Linked DNA regions of Homo sapiens: regions 1, 3, 4 and 5 are each linked to region 2. A link is a contact called in ENCODE Hi-C or POLR2A ChIA-PET data. All regions are on one chromosome and are shown on one strand. The core of a region is the stretch at or near the end of the contact, and the rest is flanking DNA. Distances in the headings are between cores, read along the strand shown. Region 1 holds the start of KLF12 (KLF transcription factor 12). Region 2 holds the start of MZT1 (mitotic spindle organizing protein 1). Region 3 overlaps KLF12 (KLF transcription factor 12). Region 4 overlaps KLF12 (KLF transcription factor 12). Region 5 has its middle 280 kb from the start of LINC00348.

What was found. A loop is a pair of places that touch in the nucleus more often than their neighbours do. ChIA-PET counts read pairs that join two places held with the same protein, here RNA polymerase II (POLR2A). Pooled maps may share reads with other maps.
Region 1: a loop to region 2 is called in a map of HCT116, with 10 times the contacts of the local background. The contact joins the promoter of KLF12 here to the promoter of MZT1 in region 2. A Hi-C loop is called at or near these places in 4 of 168 maps with a recorded cell type or tissue (CD4-positive, alpha-beta memory T cell, CD8-positive, alpha-beta T cell, HCT116 and 1 more), 17 of 37 single-sample maps with no recorded cell type and 15 of 50 pooled maps.
Region 3: a loop to region 2 is called in a pooled map, with 5 times the contacts of the local background. The contact joins the enhancer-like site here to the promoter of MZT1 in region 2. A Hi-C loop is called at or near these places in 1 of 37 single-sample maps with no recorded cell type and 2 of 50 pooled maps. POLR2A ChIA-PET finds 5 or more read pairs at or near these places in 1 of 52 experiments (GM12878).
Region 4: a loop to region 2 is called in a map with no recorded cell type, with 12 times the contacts of the local background. The contact joins the enhancer-like site here to the promoter of MZT1 in region 2. A Hi-C loop is called at or near these places in 1 of 37 single-sample maps with no recorded cell type and 2 of 50 pooled maps. POLR2A ChIA-PET finds 5 or more read pairs at or near these places in 1 of 52 experiments (activated CD4-positive, alpha-beta T cell).
Region 5: a map of natural killer cell shows a loop between it and region 2 (14-fold over the local background). The contact joins the enhancer-like site here to the promoter of MZT1 in region 2. A Hi-C loop is called at or near these places in 5 of 168 maps with a recorded cell type or tissue (CD4-positive, alpha-beta T cell, CD4-positive, alpha-beta memory T cell, CD8-positive, alpha-beta T cell and 2 more), 7 of 37 single-sample maps with no recorded cell type and 11 of 50 pooled maps.

What each region holds. Positions count from the first base shown.
Region 1 is chr13:74,133,103-74,135,802 of GRCh38, reverse strand. KLF12 (KLF transcription factor 12) reads left to right here and starts at 1,399. Exons shown (of 8, transcript NM_001400136.1): 1 at 1,399-1,831. RefSeq lists a silencer at 1-1,652 and an enhancer at 2,662-2,700.
Region 2 is chr13:72,726,240-72,728,939 of GRCh38, reverse strand. MZT1 (mitotic spindle organizing protein 1) reads left to right here and starts at 1,311. Exons shown (of 3, transcript NM_001071775.3): 1 at 1,311-1,416. The coding sequence starts at 1,338. It overlaps BORA (BORA aurora kinase A activator), which reads right to left and starts at 1,017. Exons shown (of 12, transcript NM_024808.5): 1 at 933-1,017; 2 at 1-14. RefSeq lists enhancers at 736-785, 1,506-1,575 and silencers at 996-1,145, 1,669-1,850, 1,806-1,865.
Region 3 is chr13:73,966,669-73,969,368 of GRCh38, reverse strand. All of the region lies in intron 2 of KLF12 (KLF transcription factor 12), which reads left to right. Among named protein-coding and RNA genes, the nearest start is that of KLF12, 170 kb to the left of the region's middle. Within about 2 kb of position 1,433, at least 2 of the 41 ENCODE cell types and tissues checked have a DNase peak (open chromatin) inside an H3K27ac peak, as active enhancers do.
Region 4 is chr13:74,061,729-74,064,476 of GRCh38, reverse strand. All of the region lies in intron 1 of KLF12 (KLF transcription factor 12), which reads left to right. Among named protein-coding and RNA genes, the nearest start is that of KLF12, 71 kb to the left of the region's middle. Within about 2 kb of position 1,461, at least 22 of the 41 ENCODE cell types and tissues checked have a DNase peak (open chromatin) inside an H3K27ac peak, as active enhancers do.
Region 5 is chr13:71,289,743-71,292,442 of GRCh38, reverse strand. No RefSeq gene overlaps it. Among named protein-coding and RNA genes, the nearest start is that of LINC00348, 280 kb to the right of the region's middle. RefSeq lists an enhancer at 965-1,254. Within about 2 kb of position 1,327, at least 12 of the 41 ENCODE cell types and tissues checked have a DNase peak (open chromatin) inside an H3K27ac peak, as active enhancers do; they include CD4-positive, alpha-beta T cell, CD8-positive, alpha-beta T cell and natural killer cell, where a contact is called at or near this core.

The sequences.
Region 1 (2,700 bases), core at 150-2,649, 1.4 Mb before region 2:
GCCACAGTACAGCAAAGCTTTCTCTCTGCACACAAACTTCCCCTTCCCGGCCTTCCCACAGCCCTGGCGATTTCCCACGCGGGGCGGGCCGGGCCGGGGGCGCGGGGCAGGGGAATACTGTCGTGCCCGGAGCGCCGCGCTCACCTAGGATGGTGAGGAGGCGGGCCCACAGCCTCCCGCCTCCGTCCGCCGCGCGCCCCGCCCGCCCGGCCGCTTCCGCCCCGTCTGCTCCCCGCCCCCGCCGACCCTCCGGCTCGGCGCTGACCCCGCGCCCTCCGAGCCGCCGCGGGAACTGCAGGGCCGCCCGGCCGCCTCCTCCCTCTCCCGCCCCACAATCCCGCGGATCCGCTCCCCGGGGCGCGGAGGCGGGGAGGGAGGGGCTGCCGGGGAGAGCGTCAAGGACTCGGCTCCGGGCCGTCCGCTTCTTGGGGCTCCGCTCTGGGCGTGGGGCAGTGGAGCTGGACTCCCTTCCCCGCCGCCCCCGGGCCCCGCGGGGGTCTGCAGATCCCGCTTCCTCTGCCCCAGTCCTCCAAGTTTGCGTGCTTTCCCACAGAACTGGCGCAGGCAGGGGCCCCTTCGCTGGGGTGGCGAGGCCAGGCGCGCATCTCCGCCTCGCCCCCATTCATCCCGCCAAGGTGAAGCGCAGGGAAAAGGGGCGCCCCCGCTTCGCCCGCAACGTGCGTCGCTCCGGAACCCAAACAATGACTCCCCTGCCTGCCGCGCCCGGCCCTCCGCCCGCCCCACCGGCGCGCGGGGGGCACCGCCCGCGGGGCTGCCCCTGCCTGACCCCATTGTTGCCCGGCGCGGGCGATGCCCGGCGCCCAGGGGCGGTCCCCGCGAGCTGCCCCACAGTCCCGGCCGGCTCCGCCCACACCTTTCCAAGTTCGCTGGCGGGCGAGCCGCGGGGACGACCCGGGCGACAGCCCCCTCCCTCCACTGCGCGCCCCCACCCGGGCGGGTGCGGCGAGGGGTGGGGGCCCAAGCGGGCTGCACGCTTTTTGGGTCCCCGAATTCTCCTAAGCCTGTCTGGCGCGCTCTGACACAAAAGAGGAGACTTTCTCGCGGCTCGGCGCGAGTCCTTGCCCAGCGAGTTGCTCTCCAGGGGTCCCTCCCGCCGCAAGCCCCCGCGGGCCCCCTCGGCCGACGACTCCCCGAGCTCCCAGGGCCATGTGTGGGTTATTTGGGGTGCCGCAGCAAAGTGGTGCAGGTGAAAGGGAAGCGCTGCCGAGGCCCGGGGCCGGAGGGCGGGGGCAGGGGTGGGGCGGGGTGGGGCGGGGTGGAGGCGCCGCGGACCCAGCCCGGCGGTCCGGGCGGGGAGGCGAGGGCCGGGCAGTGGGTGTTGCCTTCTACCTCTGCGAGCGGGGAGGGGTTAGTTTCCCACAGGGGATTTCAACCATCACACTCAGAGCCCGCCTCCTAATCCTCGGGCGGAGCGGCTCGGGGGCCCCATTTTATGGCAATAAAGCGACTTAGCGCCTGCTGAGCGAGCCCCTCCCCGCCGCCGCCCCCGCCCTCGGCCCCACCCCGGGGCTCGCCGGCAGCGGCGGGGCTTTGTTTCTGGGGAGGAGGACCCGGAGCTCTTTTGTTTGGGGGTTTCTTGTTTTCGGCCCCCCCCCTCACAGCACCCCACCCCACCCCACCCCAAGCGCCTCTCCGGTTTCCTGAGCTGCGGGCTGCGAGGGAGGAGAAGCGGCGTCCTGCAACCCCCTCGGCTGGGCCCCGGGGTAATTCGATGCGGGCCTGGCGAGGCTCCCCACACTAGACCGGGGCTCGCAACTCGGCAGCCTCCACCCACCGGCCCACCCTACATTTAGCGCATCATGTGATCCGGGTAAGTCATTTGCAAGTACAACAGTTCCCCGGGTTGCCCCCCATTCATTTCCTGAGAACTGCAGAGAGCCGCTGAGAGGCTCTGCGTGTGCGTGTGCGCGGGTGACGCCGTGTGTGTGCGAGTGTGTGTGTGTGTGTGCGCGCGCGCGTGTGAGAGAGAGAAAGGGAGAGAGAGAGGGGGACTCTGTGTGAGGGAAAGAAAACAATTTCTCCTGCTCTGCAGCTTCTGTTCAGGTCTGTGCCGATTCCGTTTCTTATCAAAATAAACAACCCCCTCCTCTTTTTTTTTTTTTTTTGCCATCCCAAATCAGACCGTATTCTCTTAACGTGTTTTATTTTCCTTCTGTCATCTGCTCAAGTTAAATCATTTTGGTTGGTCTGTGTTCTTAAAGGGGGAAAGTGCTGGGAAGCGGGAGGGGGCCGGGGAAGGGCGATGCTGTTGCAAAGCAAGTAGCGTCGGTCGGATTCGTGGAGAAGAAAGAAGGAGGTTTCTTCCCCACCTCCCCTAATTTTTTTTTTCCAGAAGAAGTTATCAAGTAACGTGAATTAAGCAAGTGTTTTTCTACCCCTAGTGGAATTGTTGGTTGCAGTGTTTGCCTGACAGTTGCCAAGGATGTGAAATAAAACCCCAGGGCTGAACTTGGGGGGGAGGGGGGGCTCGTGGAAGTAGTTGGCCCCCCGGCCTCGAGCGGGGTGGATGAATAGCTCCGCACCGGGACCGTGTGGGCTGTGTGTGCGCGCTGGAGAGAGTGGAGGGGAAGGGGTTAAGGCGGAGATGACACTGCTGGCATGAATAGTGCTCCTGGTGCTACATTCATTATTGTCTCTGGTCGTAATGATGTGTAACTGTCACTTGCTACAGTGCCTGGT
Region 2 (2,700 bases), core at 62-2,561:
GCACAGAGAGAAAACTAAAAAGAAATCAAGAGTATGCATGTTAAAATTACAAAGTCCCATAGATATTAATTTTAACTATTAAAATGTACTCGACAAATGTGTCACAAAAAACAACTCAAAACCTCACACTCTTGGGGCTATGATACAGCTTACAAAAAAAGTATCACATATAAATGTTCTCAACTGATCCTCGAAACAACCTTGAAAGCTATAGCAGTAACTTACTAGTGATATTATTTTGCGAAAGTATTAAGCTCAGAGAAGTGAAGTGGCTTATACGCAGCAATCAAATATGAATGAATTCAGATCTGCCTCTGAGGAAACTAAAGGTTACAACAGGCCCAGATCTCTTCTCAACTAAAGGACTTATAGCTACAATTTTTTTTAAATTCATCATCTCATGTCTCAACACTATGAACATTCTTCGGATACCCTATCCAACTACAGTTGCTATTAAACAATTCTTTGTAGCAAGCAGGTAAGAGATGAGGAAGCTTGTGCCTTTCTTGCACATGAGTCCTAGCCAGAGAAGTATGATTGACAGGGGCTAGGAAATTAACTGCCTGGGGTCCCCTTTCCTCCAAAAATCCTCCTTTCGCCAAGACCTCCCCTCCACCCCTCCCGGGATAGAAAGGGAGACTGCATTACTTGCAATCAAAGGAGGCTACAGAGGCTACACCTTGGCGGGGTGGGGTGGAAAAGAGTCTACTTCTGGAAGGTTGAGATGCAGCCGGCTTCCCTGGATGGAGTGCGAAGGAGGCGTCGCCCCCAACCCTACGTGGCCACTCTTTCTGGTGCCCCTCTCTTCCACACCTACTCCCTGACTGCTCCCATTCACCAGGGGCGAGCGGGCAGGCAAGTCAGGAGCTGGGAAAAGAAACCTCTCCATTCAGACAGGAGGAAAGGCCAGGGACCACAAAGAGCGTACCTACCGGTGCGTACAAAACGAAGCCCCCAGTACCGACTCCAGGGAGCTCCGGGGGCCAGGCCAGCTTCCACGACAGGCATAGACTCTTTAACTCCCCGCTTCCGCGCTGTCTTGGGCCAACCAGGGCACGGGGCTTGTGAGCGACTAGCCAATCGTGTCGTCCCGCCATCCGCGAACCAGCCAATCGCACGGAGGCCGCGTAGGAAATTCGAATGGCAACTCCTCGCTCCACGTTCCGCGCAGAGGAACGTGGCTCCAAATTCAAATCAACGCAGCCTCACGCCGGCGGCGAGCGCGAGGGGCGGAGCCTGCCCGGCGTGGGCCGAGACGCGCTGTGTGATTGCCTCGGAGAGAGGAAGGCGCTCCAGTTCCGGGTCAGGCCCTTCTCCCGCCTCCCTCGGCCTTAGCCATGGCGAGTAGCAGCGGTGCTGGGGCGGCGGCGGCGGCCGCGGCGGCGAATCTGAATGCGGTGCGGGAGACCATGGACGGTGAGTTTCCGTTGCGCTCCCTTTACCTTGCGTGCCTTCCCAGAGCCAAGGCCCCCAGGCGGGAATGAGCCTGGGGAGGACTTCAGGTCCCCTTAGTGCCCCAAACGGCATCTTCCAAGATCTTTGGTAGGGACCTGCCAGGGCCGCAGGGCTGATGGCCCTATCCCTTGAGAGTTGTCTCCGCCGCTGCGTAGTTTGTCGCGCGCGCTAGGCGTTGCGGCCCCTAGTCAGCCGGTTGCGCACCGCGTCCCTCTCGCGCGAATGCCGCGCCCCCTCTATCCCGCATCCCAGGTCCGCCCTACCCGCCCGATCTCCTGCGGTGACAGCGTCACGCCCACCCCACCCAGTACACCCGTTCCCTCCTGCGTGCCGCGTCCCACCCGATTCCCGCCCGGGGCGCTTCGGGGGTCCCCAAGGTTGGGATCCCGGCGGGGACAGGGGCCAGGTGTTTGGTCACCGCTATGCCTCCTGTTCTTCGCACTTAAGTAGGCACCTTTAATATCCGGCGAATGAACAAGTTCCCCTTTGGTCATAATTATCCTAGTTTCCTCTTGAAGCGGGTGACACCAGTGCCCAAGTGCTATGGTGTCGCCTGTTTTCGGCCCCGGAGGCACGTGTGTGTGAAGCCTACACAAGTGTTGCAGAACACGAAATTTGTGTCTTGCGGTTACCCTCTGTCTACCCTCTAATGTCGGTTCTGCCACTTTATGCCCCTGTGGTGAGCTTGGACTAGATACTTAAACATCATTGAGCCTGTTTAGTTTTTTTTTTTTTTTTTTCTGTAAAATAAAACCCTACCTCCAGGAGTTGTGAATATTTAAATAAGACAACCATGTAAAAACATATCAAAGATGATCAATTATTTTTATATTATTTCAGATGGCCTCTCTCTTGTAGTCTTCTTTCTTTGTCTCCTTTTTACTCACATCCACCTGTATTATGAGTGTTTGATCGATGTTGTTATTTGCAGTGGGCCTAGACGTTTTCCAGGGTCTACTCACGTCAGCTTCCGTCTCTGTTAAAAGATAACCCTATGAAATTCTCACTGCTGTATCTCTCTCTCCTTCACCGTAGGCTCTTTTTTTCTTTTTTGAGACACAGTCTTGCTGTAGTTGCCCAGGGTGGAGTGCAATGGCGCAACCTCGGCTCACTGCAACCTCCGCCTCCCGGGTTCAGGCGATTCTCCTGCCTCAGCCTCTGGAGTAGCTGGGATTACAGGTGCCCGCCAGAACACCCGGCTAATTTTTTGTATTTTTAGTAGAGACGGAGTTTCCCCATGTTGGC
Region 3 (2,700 bases), core at 184-2,683, 1.2 Mb before region 2:
TCCTTTTGGATGTGGGATAAATGGTAGGGGATTGTAGATAACACCCAGCCCCATGGGCTTTATAACCCCTTTCTCTACTTTTATATAGTCACATGTTCACTTCACTTCAGGCAGTATAAACTTTGATTATCCAGTCATTGCCTAGGATTGGCTGCTTTAGAACCTCCAAAAAGGTAGCTTTTGTATTCTGGCCCGTCAGTAATTATGGATTCATATTTCTTGGATATTCTTCCCTCCTGATGCAGCACCCACCCAGCATGCTCTTGGATTAGTATTCCTCCCACTCCAATATAGTAGAAGAATTTTCGAATAATTGCTATAGGTTTTTTTTTTTTTTTTAAAGTATGGGGTAAGGGAGAGAGATGTGAGATGAGGAGGCAATATAAACTTTCTTAGACACTTTATGGGAAATCCAAACGGAGGTTATGATAGGGAATAGAGATCCAGAACTCAGGGGAGAGGTGGGAGCTGGAGATGGATGATCTGTGCAGAGCTGGAAGTACAGCTGTGAGCATGACTTGGACTTCAGGGATCAACGTGTCGAGGGAGAAGAGAAGTGGACTTGGATGTGGTTTTTTAAGTTCCTGATGATGATAGTAATAGACAAATCATGTGTTAGGGACTCTAGAAAATAAAAGACGAATAAATTATCTTTCCTCGTGGAGTTTGCAAAAATATTCTTTACATTTCTACTGTGTCTTATGTTTTCAAAAGCATCATCTTTTAGAAAACTTTCTTAAGTGGTCAGTGTCATTGAAACCATTGAATAAGTCAAAGTCCCAAGATGAGAGTATTCATTTTGCAGTTTGCTGACAAGCATAGATGACGACGAAAGATACACAGATTCTCTTCTTCGGTGGCTTGAAATAAAGCTATTATCAAATAATGATTTGCCTTGAGAATATTAGGTAAAATAGAAGCATATGGAAATATAGTGAAATATCATGCATAGAATCATAATTATCCAGAAATCATAGCTGTCTGAGACCCCACCAGTGACTACAAATTACACAAGTAAGGCCTCTGAGAAGACAAATAGATGTCATAAGGTATTTATGCTTCACTTACAAGAGAGCATGTTGTGTGCTTATATTTCTATTTTATGTTACTTCCTATGCAAATTTAGCTGACTTATTTTTCTCATTTCAAAGTCTACAACAGATGAGAAGCAGCAAATGTAAATTAAGCATCTGAGCAAAGAAAAGGACCTTGAGAGATAGTTGAAGTTCCTCATTTGACTTGGGCCCAAAGATGTTAAGTGACTTATCCAGGATCATTCAGCTAGAAATAATAACCTAAATTGACTTCACTCTAAGTTCAGTGTTCTTTCTGTTTCACCATAGGGCAGAAGGAGCATCTATAAAAAGAACATGACCATATTGAGAAGTAGTAGCCTGACAGACTCTAATATGCAGATACAAGAACTCAAGAAGCACAGCAGTTTCAGGTCACTGAGCCTCGATACACTTCAGTGGGCCCTGAAGTTATCTCAGTATGCAGCATTTCATCGTCACTGATGCTCATAATTATTAGTCTGAGTCATCAGGAAAAAGTTAACTTATGTCCCTTGCCTTCTATGTAGAAGATATTAGGATTATTTCCATCCCAAGTACTTAGTATTTTCTCTTTTAAATTTGCAATTAAAAGAGAGAACCCCTCACCCATCCAGAAAACGAAACTCGTGAGAACACAATATTCCTAAGAATGCTGTATAAGTGAGGCTTATTGATGAAGAGACAGACCTGCCTTATGACTGGATGACTGTTTTGTAAAAATGACACATGTTTGGTACCAAGAATAATACACCTTAAGGGTTGTATGGGGTTATCTATATCAGATGCCTTGCTTACAAAGGTGATGGCATGGACTCCTCCTTGGCGGAAGGATGAGAGTCTCAGCAGGAGTGGTATTTCTTTTTTAAAATCTTGACTTTGTCTTGGAGCTGGGTCCCTTAGACTCTCATTTACACATCATCCACTGTATTCTTCTGGCGTTGAATACACCATGCGTTATTTGTTTAGTGACCGTGTATTCCAGCCTTGGCAGGCTCCTTCACCTTGGCATTTCTGTGCCTCTCTGCACAGATTCAAACTCATTTTTCTCAGTTTTGGTAACTGGTGCAAACCTATTTTAATGGATCATTCTTGGTTAAACCCCTCTGATGCTCAGACTCTCCATCTTCTGTGAACTCTTTCTCATGGGCCAGGAAAACAGATTCCCAAGTCAAAGATGCATTTAATTATGGATTTGGGAAGTGTTACATTTGCATTCATAGGAAGGTATTAGAAAACAAAATTAGAGGCCTTTTTAAAGCAAAGGAACTTGTCAGAAGTGAGTATTTTTAATTGTCCTTACGCATATCCTGGAAGTCATTTTGGTTACTATTTATAAGATTTTTAGTTATAAAACTTACAGGTCAATATGCAATGCATGTCATTTTACATTTTCTTTTTCTCAGTCTGGGATATTTAAGTGGCTGAAATTAGTTATAATTTTTCTTTAACATGGACAAGTCAGTTAGCTAGAAGTCAGCTGCATGTTTTGGAATATTAACTAACATTTGACAGTGTTTCCTGAGTAAAGTGCCGGCACATTACTGGGCATATAAATTCAGTGTCATTGGGTTTCGTTGCTGGGTAGAAGACTTTAAGGTTGCTGTCTCTTGAACAGGAGAAAGGATTGTGGAAGATTGGGGGCAAA
Region 4 (2,748 bases), core at 212-2,711, 1.3 Mb before region 2:
AACATAAACAAAACGATTGCAGCCACCCATGTCTCATTTTGCTAAAGTTATGTGACTTTATAATACTTAATATTGAGTGAGTGAAATCCACGAAGACACTGTTCATGCCTGTAGAAAATCATATGTAATACCTGCTACATGCAAGGTACTAGGCAAATGTTTATGGAATGAACAAATCATTGTATGGTAAAATGCATTTTAAAAATATACAGTTATATATGAGCCTATGTGTTCTCTGAGAATCCCTGTGATGTTTTTCTTGGTGATGGAGAGGGGTGGTTTTCCATCATCACCATTGCAAGATGGCAGTGGTATTTAGATGCTGTTTGTAATGGACAGATAGTGAGAGGAACTGAGGGGTGCTGGGAATAGAATGTTTGTGATTTTTTTCCTCTTTTGGGGACAGGGATATTGCACCCCTTTTAGAGGAACCATCTTAAACCAGTGAACCAAATTATTTTATTAGCTCATGTCTATAGAATCATATGGAAGCTTCTTCTTTGGGCATAAATTTTGTGTCCACAGGGCACTGAAGCAGTTAATCTAAATGCTGTCTTTTGGAATCAAAGGGCAGCTTGGGCACAGCACTGAATTAGGAAACTGGAACATCAGAAAGTTCTAGTTTTCTTGCAGTATTTTTTTGCTAGTATGTGGTAATTACAAAAGGAAGTGAAAAACTATAAGGGAAAATTATAAATACTAAAATAAAATTTGGTAGTCTAATACAGAACACCTTTTTTAGTGCATGAGTACCTTATACTGTAAAAAAAATTTCAAATCTATTTGAGTATTAATCACTAAAGTTTGCTGTGATTACAGGACATTGCCTTTAAAGGCCCCCTGTCATTTTATGCTGAGTACATGTAGTGGTAGTTAATTTTTACTTTGATATTTTCTGTTGACCTCCTTACTTGTGGGAAAGGAGTAAACCTGAGAAATAAGACATTAAAATCTTGGCTGATTATCAGTTATTAATACTATTCTTGAGGAAGATATTTGGCCCTAAGATAAATGAAATATGAAGGTTGTTAAATAAGGTTAATTTACCTAGCAGTTTTGATGTCCTTGAAGGTTAGCATAGGAAATAATAGTGCAGTCTGAATGCATGGTATTGGCTTTAGGGTAGCTCTTTAGTTCAAGCCTCCTTAAAGCATTTTGAAACGTTTGCATTAAGTTTGTGCTGAATTGACTCCCAGAAAGGAGACTTCTTCCAGAGTCAAAATGAAACTAAGTATTCATATTAGAGGATGGTGGGGAGAAAAAAAAATGTCTTCCACTCAGGAGCAGACTGCATTAGAGTTCTGCCAACTGGCCTGTTTGTGAGAACTAGTGAAGTCATCAAGCCTGAGCTATTTTAGCACCCTGACATGGTGCACCGAGGCAGCTGGAGGTGCGGCACAGAGGAAGCTCGGAGAGAGAGGTTTTTCCGAAGCAAAAAATTTTCCTGCTGACTGACAGCATCACCATTTCACACCGGCTGGGGCTCTGACATCTCTGGGAAGCATGAGGGCTTGTGTAATGGCCCACACAGAAAGTGGGTGAAGAGGATCTCTAGCCTTTTCAGGTTATTTCAAGTGGGGTCTCATTGTCAAGGGACCAACCATCCAACAAAATAGGTTCCTGTGGGTTAGGAAAATGGTGATGGTGAAAAGCTGGAGATGAAATCTTTTGTTTCTAGAGCTAGATGGATTTTTTCGTTTTTCTTTTTTAACACAAAAGGGTCAGAAATGCAAAGGATGCCCTTTGCTGACACAGCTCTGTAAGAGATTACAAGCAAAACAAAGACAGATTTATAGATAATTTATCAGCATATTGAAGACAAATTGAATATCATGCTGCACAGTAAATTACTTCAGAACAACCCCAAAGTGGAAGAAAATACTTGTAAATTGCATTTTTAAGCCCTTAAGAACAAGTTCTATCACTTGTTTAAAAAAATTGTTTTGTAACATGAAGTGCATTTTAATTGTCTGACTATGAACTCTTGCCTTATGGGCTCAGTCACTAAAGATGCTTAAGAGAAAAGCATAAATGAATACTTGATTGATCATAAAATCATCTACAGGATGCTGTTTTAACCACTTCCGAAACGATCTAAAAGTGTACACAGCTTCATCCCTTTAGAGACTTAGAAAAAGTCCAGATACATCAACCAAATAGAGACAAATATAGAGAAAATGAGAGACTAAGTTTTGAGTGTAAGAAATTAACTCATTTTGAGCTTCACTGATGAAAAGCAAGATTTTAAAACAAGAGGTGCTCCATGATGAGTCGTTTTTTACAATAAGGAATGAAGCAAAGCAGACACTCTTTAACATGGGTGCACTCAGGGGTCAGGGCTATGAAAGCTGCCAGAATTCAACCCTGATTTAGCAATGAGAAGCCAGAGACAGGAAGCTGCCTTGTTTATTAGAAATAGGGTAACCACAGTCTCAAGACAACTGAGGAAGACTCTGCTGGCACTTTTCTTCTGAAAGCAAGCACTAGTGCAAAAAAACCCCACCAAAGTATGTAGTATAGGTGTTTATATGTGACTAAGGCTTATGTATTCATATATTCTTTTGTTTACTTCTTAAAATTTATGGTTAGAAAGGCACAACTTTTATATTTTTTCCAGTTAAAAGTTTCAGAAAGCTATCATATAACGTCAAGGTATAAAAATCATGTGTGACCTTGATTTCTACAATACTTTACGTATTCAAAGTAGTTGAACCTTTATTTAGGAGGATGCTTCCTTCAAATTAAAGA
Region 5 (2,700 bases), core at 78-2,577, 1.4 Mb after region 2:
AAAGGGAAAAAAGCCGCAGATGGGCATGCATACAACTTCCTAAACACTGTGTGTACTTACCTCCCAAGCGTAAGGACACTGTTCATGTGGAAAGCCCACCATAAGGGAAGAATCATGGGGAAGGGACCAGCCTATCAAGTCCTAGGATCAAGGCGAAACATTACACCTGACTTTCACATGCCTGTTTGTGTCTTGTCCAAGCGTACTTTTCTTTCTTTCCTAGTCTAAAGCCTTTTAAAATAAACTTCCACTCCTGTTCTGAAACTTGCCTTGGTCTCTTTTTCTGCCTTATGCCCTCAGTCAAATTCTTTCTTCTGAGGAGGCAAGAATTGAGATTGCTGCAGATCCATACGGATTCGCTGCCAGTGACTCGATGCCTACTATCGGTAACATATTTGGTGCCTTAAGACTCAACTACTTGCACTGGTAACACATTTGGTGCTGTGAGACTCAGATATTTCTCACCCATAACAGTCCCACCCAACACTCACATACCAGTTTTCAGAATTTAGTCCTCTGGTTGGCAAAGTTCCAAGAGAGATTAGGAACTGTTGTCTTTTGTTCTAGATAGCAATATGTCCAACTAAAAATTGAGTTTCTGCTATTAAGGAAGAAGAAGAGAGACATAGTTGAGGTAGAAGACAGGAGTAAAATGAAAGCTAGATGTCTTCTTTTATTGTCTGGCTAAACCACTCCCTTTCTGAAAGGTCAATGTATGGTGTGATGTCCACAGAATCACAGCTAGGGACACTATCTATGTAATTTACAATACTTTAACATTTGAAAAGGGACACCATTTATATGCTGGAACAATAAATATAAACTAAGATCCTCCTGGGAAAATCAAGATATATAAGCACTGCTATCCTAGTTAAGAGAAACCTCACTAGCTCCTGTCATTTACCTTCTCAGTAACCTAAGGCTAATGTCAATGTTTCGGTAACAGACAGATTGCTGTTTCAGTAAACAGTGTTTCGGTAACAGTGAGGGACTAAGTGGCTAAGTTGGCTGGACTTCCTGGGTCAATAGGGACTTCCCTAAGGGGACTTTCCCCTAAGCCAAAAATAAGTCATAGCTGCAAGCTAAGGGATTGAAACTTCAACCAATCAAAGGGGACCTTCCCCTAAGCCAAAATGAGTCACAGCTGCAAGCTAAGGGATTGACACTTCAACCAATCATACAGGGAGTTTAAGCTCTAGCTGCAGCCTGATGTTTTTAACCAATCAAGCCTGCCAACCCACAAGCGGATTGAAAATAAGCTAATTCTATAGGATAGAAAAAGGAAAAGAGGAGGGGTCATAAGGGGATATAAGCATAAGACACCCAAGCCAAAAACGGCAACCTTTCCGGGTCTCCTTCCACCTCGTGGAAGCTTTACTTTCGCTTTCACTTTACTTTCACTTTAATAAATCTTGCTGCCACACACTCTTTGGGTGCACGCATTTCTCCAATTGAGCTGTAACACTCGCCGCTGAGGTCCATGGCTTCATTCCTTGAAGTCCATGAGATCACGAACCCTTTGAGAAAAAAACCTTCCATGAGGAGAAGACTTCTGGTCTCAACAGGAATAATATTAATAACCAATATTAGTAGACCAAACATGTTTGCAGATATCTTGTTTGCTGCCTTCCCCAAACGGCTGAAACATTTTGAAAACAAATGAAAACAACAACAACAAAAATAAAAGTTTTAGAAATAAGTTTATTTAACACAATAGTTAAACTAATTGCTCAAATTCAGAGTAGTGAAAGGCAAAGTCAGGATTTTATCTCCAGTAGTGGTCATTGCTCAAAAATACTGTAAGTAAAACTAACAATCCTTTGTTGACTGGGGCAGAAAAGTACAGTCAAAACAAACAATAGACCACCTAAGACCTGTGGGAAAAAGCTAAGAAATGTTGTTTGTTTGTTTTAGAAACTAGAACTCTCAAAAGCAACACGCACACTTGGGAATTTAGAAAGCCAAGAGGCATGTTCAGAAAACACCTGAGATGACCTTAACCTTTCAGGTTGGGCTGATATTTAGGCTCAGTGCAAGCTAGGCTAACTGTTGAAGGAGTATCCCAGTGAGAGGTGAAGCCAGCTGGGCTTCTGGGTTGGGTGGGGACTTGGAGAACTTTTCTGTCTAGCTAAAGGATGGTAAACACACCAATCAGCACTCTGTGTCTAGCTAAATGTTTGTAAACACACCAATCAGCACTCTGTAAAAACGGACAAATCAGCACTCTGTGTGTAGCTAAAGGTTTGTAAATGCACCAATCAGCATTTTGTAAAAACGGACCAGTCAGCACTCTGTAAAATGGACCAATCAGCAGGGCATGGGAGGGGCCAAATAAGGGAATAAATGTTGGCCATCCCAGCCAGCAGCAGCAACCCGCTGGGGTCTGCTTCCACACTGTGGAAGCTTTGTTCTTTTGTTCTTTATAATAAATCTTGCTGCTGCTCACTCTTTGGGTCTGCACTAGCTTTATAAGCTGTAAAACTCACTGCGAAGGTCTGAGGCTTCACTCCTGAAGTAGGCGGGACCATGAACCCACCAGGAGGAACAAACAACTCCAGACGCGCCACCTTTAAGAGCTGCAACACTAACTGCGAAGGTCTGCGGCTTCATTCCTGAAGTCAGCGAGACCACACACCCACCAGAAGGAAGAAACTCCAGACACATCTGAACATCAGAAGGAATAAACTCTGGACACACCAT